Linked DNA regions of Homo sapiens: region 1 is linked to region 2. The links are chromatin contacts, found by Hi-C or POLR2A ChIA-PET in ENCODE. All regions are on one chromosome and are shown on one strand. Each heading gives the region's core, a stretch centred on a gene start or an enhancer-like site at or near the end of the contact. The rest is flanking DNA. Distances are from core to core; before and after follow the strand shown.

Region 1 (3,059 bases), core at 353-2,852, 78 kb after region 2:
GTTGCTCAAGCAGAGATATCCCAGAATCCTGCCTTTCTGCTTTCTGTTACTCCAAGCCATATTGGCTTTTTGTCCATAGCTCCCAGGATAATATTCAGTTCCCTGACCATGGTCTACAAGGCTCAACAGATCTGTTCCTTCTCAACCCGTCAAGCTTCATCTCATACCATATATGCCCCCATAAACTCTACTTAATGCTAGGTTATTTAATATTATGGTTTACTATCTGTCTACTCCTCCAGACTAGACGCTTCAGTGAAGGCATAAACCTTGTTCATCCTTTTCACCATTGTACATCCAGCTCCAAGTCCAGTGCCTGGTACATGGTGGGCGCTCAATAGGCATTTATTAATGGAATGAATGAAGGGGTGGACATCTACAAAGGAAAGACTGGGATATCAGAACACCATGGGCTAAGCAGACAATATCTCTGAGGTAGACAGATTTTAAGATTTTTTTTGAAAGCAGAGGAGTAAAAAATAATGGATGAAAGAAAAATGGACTCTGTAGTTACCCAGCTCAGGCTAACTTGTCTATGTTTAAGACCTTTCAGAGGCCGATCAGTCGCTTCCTCTTCCGTGTTAACAAAGCATCCTGTTCCTGCCTCTATAACCCCCATCCATCACAGAATAAAAAATAACGGATGAAAGAAAAATGAACTCTCTGGAAGGGGACCAGCCTCTGTGTATTTGTTCTCTAGCCTATCTCATTTCTGACAGCAGCTCCTTCCCAAGCTCCTAAACTCCCGGGCCCCACCCCTTTCCCCACCTGACTGGTCACACGTTCACCCCTTCTCTCCATCACCAGCGTCACTGGTTCAGTTTAAGCTCACTTCATCTCTTACCCAAACTCTACAGCCCCCTGGATGGGCTCCTTCCACAGTTTGCCCCCATAGCTGCTCACTGCTGCCAGAGGGGGCATCTCAAAGCTCCGCCTTCCCTGCTCAAAGGCCTCCTGCGACTTCCGGCCCAGCCAGTAGCACCCATAGCCTAAAGGTTCCTCAGTCTCTGAAGTGTGGTTTATCCCTCCAAACTCATCTCCTTTGCCTCGGCACCACCCTGGCCATCTTTCAGACTCTGCACCACATGAGGTCCTCAACCCTTCATGACGCCATGCCTTTGAATAGGCGGCTTCCTCCGCCCAGAGTGCCCTCGATTACACTTTGCCACCCCTTCTCCCCCGGGCCATCTCCTGCTCATTTTTTTCTTTTTTCTTTTTCGAGACAGAGTCTCGATCTCGGCTCACTGCAACCTCCGCCTCCTGGGTTCAAGCGATTCTCCTGCCTCAGCCTCCCGAGTAGCTGGGATTACAGGCAAGCACCACCACACCCTGCTAATTTTTGTATTTTTAGTAGAGACAGGGTTTTGCCATGTTGGCCAGGCTGGTCTTGAACTCCTGACCTCAAGTGATCCGCCCGCCTCGGCCTCCCAAAGTGCTGGGATCACAGACATGATCCACCGCGCCCGGCCTCCTGCTCATTTTTCAAAACCCAGCTCAAGATAACTTCTCTGTGAAGTCCTTTCCGAGGCTGATCAGTCACTTCCTCTCCTTCCTCTTCCGTGTTACCAAAGCATCCTGTTCCTGCCTCTACAACCCCCATCACAGAAGCATTGTCACTTGTCTTCAGGCATCTTCTCTCCCATGGTGAGCTCCTCTAGGGTACAAACCACTTCTTATTCCTCTTTCTATTCAGAGGACAACAAATGTGCTCATAAAAAGCTCTTAAATGTTCAGCTACTGGAGGGCTGGAAGAGTGAATGAGAAGGGGAAGGAGGAGGGGAATGAGGAGGGGGAAGAAAGAAAGAAGGGACAGGAGCGACAAAAGAGAGGTTTTTCCCTTTAAGACACCTCTGGCAAGAAAGTGCGGGAGCTTAGCAGAGGCCTGGGTGAACCAGGGCCTAAAACCCTGAGGGAGAAGGATCAGGAAAAGGCCACCACGCAGATGCAGCTCTGAAGGCCCTGTATCTTGAGAGACTTGTCACCAACCTCTGAGAGCCACCAATCTCACTGTGGGATGATGGTGGGGCCCTGAATGCTCAGACCAGTGGCCTTTTCTGGAAAAAATGCAGGAAAAAAAAAAAAAAAAGGGTGTGGGGAGGAGAGTCTAGCTAAATCATGTGGTCACAGTAAAGGCAAGTTCCAAGTCAACCCATTTAACTGAATTTTGCTCCTACTTTTGAATTCATTATATACAAGTGAAAATTAAAAAAAAGAAAACAAGAACTCTCAGTTGAACAGAGATAAATCTGTGAAAATTATCAATGAGTTCTGTGCTCTACAGCAGGGTCTTTATTTCCCACCCTCAAGAAAAGCCCACCCACTGGGCCCTCCCCCAAAGCAGGAGTTAACCAAAGCCCAAGCTTCATGCTTGGAGGTGTGCATCCATTTCTTTCTTAACTTTCTATTCTAATTTATATTATCTATAAATGCACAAACTTAAACACACATTTTTCTTTTTTATTGTATATAATCTTTCAAACCACCTCAAATCCCTTACTTAAAAAAAGTCTTGTTTAGTCTCTAAAGGACTTAGTAGAGAAATTCTCAACCTCTTAAGTAGCATTTCACCAAGAAATAGCACACTGAAAAACACAAGTTTTAATTCCTATCTTTTCCCCCATCTCTTAACTTGCAATCCTGTGGGACTTGCAATCCTGAAGGCAGCCCATAGGAAGAAGAAAAAAGAGAAGAAAATGACACTGATAATCCACAAAGAGGACTAATACAAATGTAAGTTTCCTTGCTTATTAGCAATTGTTAGGTGATGTTTAGGACAAAAGGGGACCTAAGGTTTTGGTAAATACCCAGGAAGAAACATTCCATTTTGCTTCTGGTTACCAATCTACTACTGAAAAATGACTGAGCTACACTTGACAACTTTCTGGTGCTCACTTTTCTGAGAAAGCTTCTTTCCATGTTCCCCAAATTATTTGATCATAACAGGTACCACCCTCAGTCAGGGAAAACACCTGGAGACTTGGCAAAGCTACCCAGCTCACATTGAATTATGTAAGCCTCAAAGTTTTCATTGTGTAGTCAGTATTGGGAGACCCATTTTA
Region 2 (3,259 bases), core at 332-2,831:
TAAGAGTCATCATTGTATATAAATGGCTGCTATTGGTGCCAAAATTATATATTGAATAACAGGGATGTCCTCTGGCATTCATTACAGGATGTTAAAATTGAGACACACACGTGGCCAGACCAGTGAATTAAGTGCCTCCTCTAATGAAGGGTATAATGTTAAAGCATTACTATCTTCAGTGTAAGGATGGACTAACCAGGGAGAAGTCACCAACCTCCAGTATAAGATTATTTTATTTAAATATTATTTTATGAATTCTGTTGGCAAATATAAACTACTTTGAATCTTGATGTCTCCTAATAAAGATTACCTTCACTTTTGTCCTTCCTGCTTAATTTTTAAAAGCCTGTTCTGCTTTAAAGACTTTCATTTGCTGGGACCAGATTTCTTGGATTGCTGACACATGTCCTTCTCTCTGTGCACCCACCCCCACCCCATCCCCACTTTTTTTCTTTAAAAGGAAAATATCTGGTTTATATCATGAAGAACTTTAAAAGCAGTAAGGAGAGAGTAGAATTATATGAGTATTTAATTATATATATAATATATATGAGTGAAGGGGTTAATCTTTAATTGTATAAATTCTAAAAAAAATTTTTAAATGACACTAGATAGGACATAGGCCTCAAAACAACAAAAAGTTGAAATATATTATTTTAGTTTTGTTTCTGTAAACACACTATATGGGGAGGGTGAGGGAGGGAAAGGAAACCCTAACAGATTTTCAGTTCTTGTTAACCATACTACACCATCACATAAGGTACAGGATTCTAGAGTCACTGTGTCAAATGTCAGAAAACTATTTCTCAATTATTTGAGCTTCTCTAAAATATAATATGGGCAAGATTGATGACATCCTGTAAATAAAAAAAAACTTAATTTAAGGCAAACTTACAAACAAAATGAGTTTCTCTAAAATTATTTAACTGCAGAGAAAACATGCCCTGTAGTGCTGTCTCTTGTGAATTTAGTTTTTATTTTTCATAAATTTACATTCTAACCGTGAGGTGTTGTTTTAGATGTAATAATAATTACACTTTTTCTAGTTTAAGACACCTAGGTGGAAGTACTGCTTTTTCATTTTCTGACGATGCACAGGGATTGATATTTGGGTTGGTTGAGTTTTAGATGTACAAACACACTGGTCTTATTTTGTATCACTGATGATCCACAGGGTTGGCTGCTATGTGCTGAACTTTCTGTTCTAGACTTTCTGCCAAGTACTTTATGCAAAACTCTGGTTTTAGTGAAACAGGTTTTATTGTTTTTAATCAGAGTTGTATTATAAGCTGTTGTTAGCTATGTAATGCTAACAGAAGAGTTGGTATGTATATACAGCCATGAAAACAAACCATCAAAACAAGCCTGTCTCTGTTCGACTGGTTGTTTTTCCCTCCCATTCCTTTAGCCTCAGTTCATTTTGTTTACTGCCAAAGGCCTGAGATGGTGTAATTTTCTTTTCTAGGAACTTGGCATTAGAATTCCTCGACCACTAGGACAGGGACCAAGCAGATTCATCCCAGAAAAGGAGGTACGTTGTTTGTGAAAGTACATAGTGAACTGTATGCTTTTAAGGAAGAGCTTTCATGACCCACATGTTGGCATCTGAAGAACTGTTGGTCAACAACATGTTTTAGTCAGAGTTGGTTGCAGTTAATCATTCTTTGGCAGTGAATCTGTGGGAATAAAAAGCTGTTGTACTTGTGTTGATTTCTAGTATTTCATGATGTGTTTTTAACACCCATATTTAATCAAGTAAAGCCAAGATTTGTTTTTGACCAGTGATACAACATCTGCTTATATTTAGATGTTGTTTAGGTGTGCCCATAACCTGAGTTACTTAGTCTTGACTGTCTCCACAGGCTGATATCAGTGCTAGATTGGATCTTTAATTCTATATATGTATAAAAGCATCTATGCTTTATTTTCATAAGAAGTGTATGCTATTAGTTAATTTTAGTTCTCCTTAAATTGAGTGAGAGTAGGCGGTTTTGTAAAGAAAGGCTTTAGTGTCTGTTTGCAAGCTCTGCAAATTTGATAATCTAAATCTGCTTCTTTATCTGGATTCTGGCCAACTCTGCAAGCAGCCTATCTAGATGGCCTTTAATGTTCAGCCTTTGTTGTTTATCCCCTACTATATAATATGTAACTGTTTATTCTTCTGTATCTTTCAACCAGTTGAGTTTAAATTTGTAACCCCTCTTTCTTAAGCCAGATTTAATCTGCTTCTAAATGATACTTAGAGTGTAGCGCATGTATATTTTCTTCCCTTAACACCAATTTACCATTTCAGTAACCATGGTTTTTCTCATTTATACAGATCCTCCAAGTGGGGAGTGAAGACGCACAGATGCATGCTTTATTTGCAGATTCTTTTGCTGCTTTGGGCCGTTTGGATAACATTACGTTAGTGATGGTTTTCCACCCACAATATTTAGAAAGTTTCTTAAAAACTCAGCACTATCTACTGCAAATGGATGGGCCGTTACCCCTACATTATCGTCACTACATTGGAATAATGGTTTGTAAACATTCAGTGAAAAATTGTTTTTGCCTATTTTTATTAATCTCTTTAAGAGACAGTTAATGCTTTAAACACAGGGATAAATACTTAGATTATGATATATAATATGATTCCTGTTGCACAGTCTCTGTTTTTCCTATTTTTAAATAAGTACGCTCTCAAGTATAACAGAAAAAGAAGCAAGTATTTATACATTGCTGAGAACCATTCTTCATTAAATAAGTAGAACACAAGTTCTGTTTCATTATTATAAATAGTTCACATTGACATAAGTGGTGCTTCCTGTTCAAGATGTAAATAATATTCCATTATTTTATGATTGGCACCTTAATTGAAGTTTCTTCTTAATCTGAAGTTCTGAAAGTATATAGATAAAATGTCTAAAGTTCAAATACTTTTATCAGATATTTTGTTTGTTCTTGGAATATTTCTAAGGTTCTTACAGTATTTGAATTTTTAAAATGTTTATATAAAAACTGCATTTCTGTAGTTTACGGAAAATTTGAAAACATACTAATAAACTTAATTAGCTCTTTTGCATGTTGTAAATAAAAAGGATATGTAGTTCAAGGTTTTAATATTTATAATTAGAATAATCTTTTTGTTTTAAGGCTGCGGCAAGACATCAGTGCTCCTACTTAGTGAACCTGCATGTAAATGATTTCCTTCATGTTGGTGGGGACCCCAAGTGGCTCAATGGTTTAGAGAATGCTCCTCAAAAACTACAGAATTTAG

What was found. Hi-C counts contacts between places; a loop is a spot of excess contacts on that map. ChIA-PET counts read pairs that join two places held with the same protein, here RNA polymerase II (POLR2A). Pooled maps may share reads with other maps.
Region 1: a pooled map shows a loop between it and region 2 (3-fold over the local background). The contact joins the promoter of ARMC2-AS1 here to the enhancer-like site in region 2. A Hi-C loop is called at or near these places in 1 of 168 maps with a recorded cell type or tissue (right cardiac atrium), 1 of 37 single-sample maps with no recorded cell type and 11 of 50 pooled maps. POLR2A ChIA-PET finds 5 or more read pairs at or near these places in 17 of 52 experiments (A673, BJ, CD4-positive, alpha-beta T cell and 12 more).

The regions. Positions count from the first base shown.
Region 1 is chr6:108,922,646-108,925,704 of GRCh38, reverse strand. ARMC2-AS1 (ARMC2 antisense RNA 1) reads left to right here and starts at 1,602. Exons shown (of 3, transcript NR_104137.1): 1 at 1,602-1,644; 2 at 2,661-2,730. The region is part of intron 10 of ARMC2 (armadillo repeat containing 2); the gene reads right to left.
Region 2 is chr6:109,000,550-109,003,808 of GRCh38, reverse strand. It overlaps SESN1 (sestrin 1), which reads left to right. Exons shown (of 10, transcript NM_014454.3): 2 at 1,466-1,531; 3 at 2,321-2,521; 4 at 3,136-3,259. It also overlaps a transcript of ARMC2 not described here. Among named protein-coding and RNA genes, the nearest start is that of ARMC2-AS1, 78 kb to the right of the region's middle. Within about 2 kb of position 1,581, at least 7 of the 41 ENCODE cell types and tissues checked have a DNase peak (open chromatin) inside an H3K27ac peak, as active enhancers do.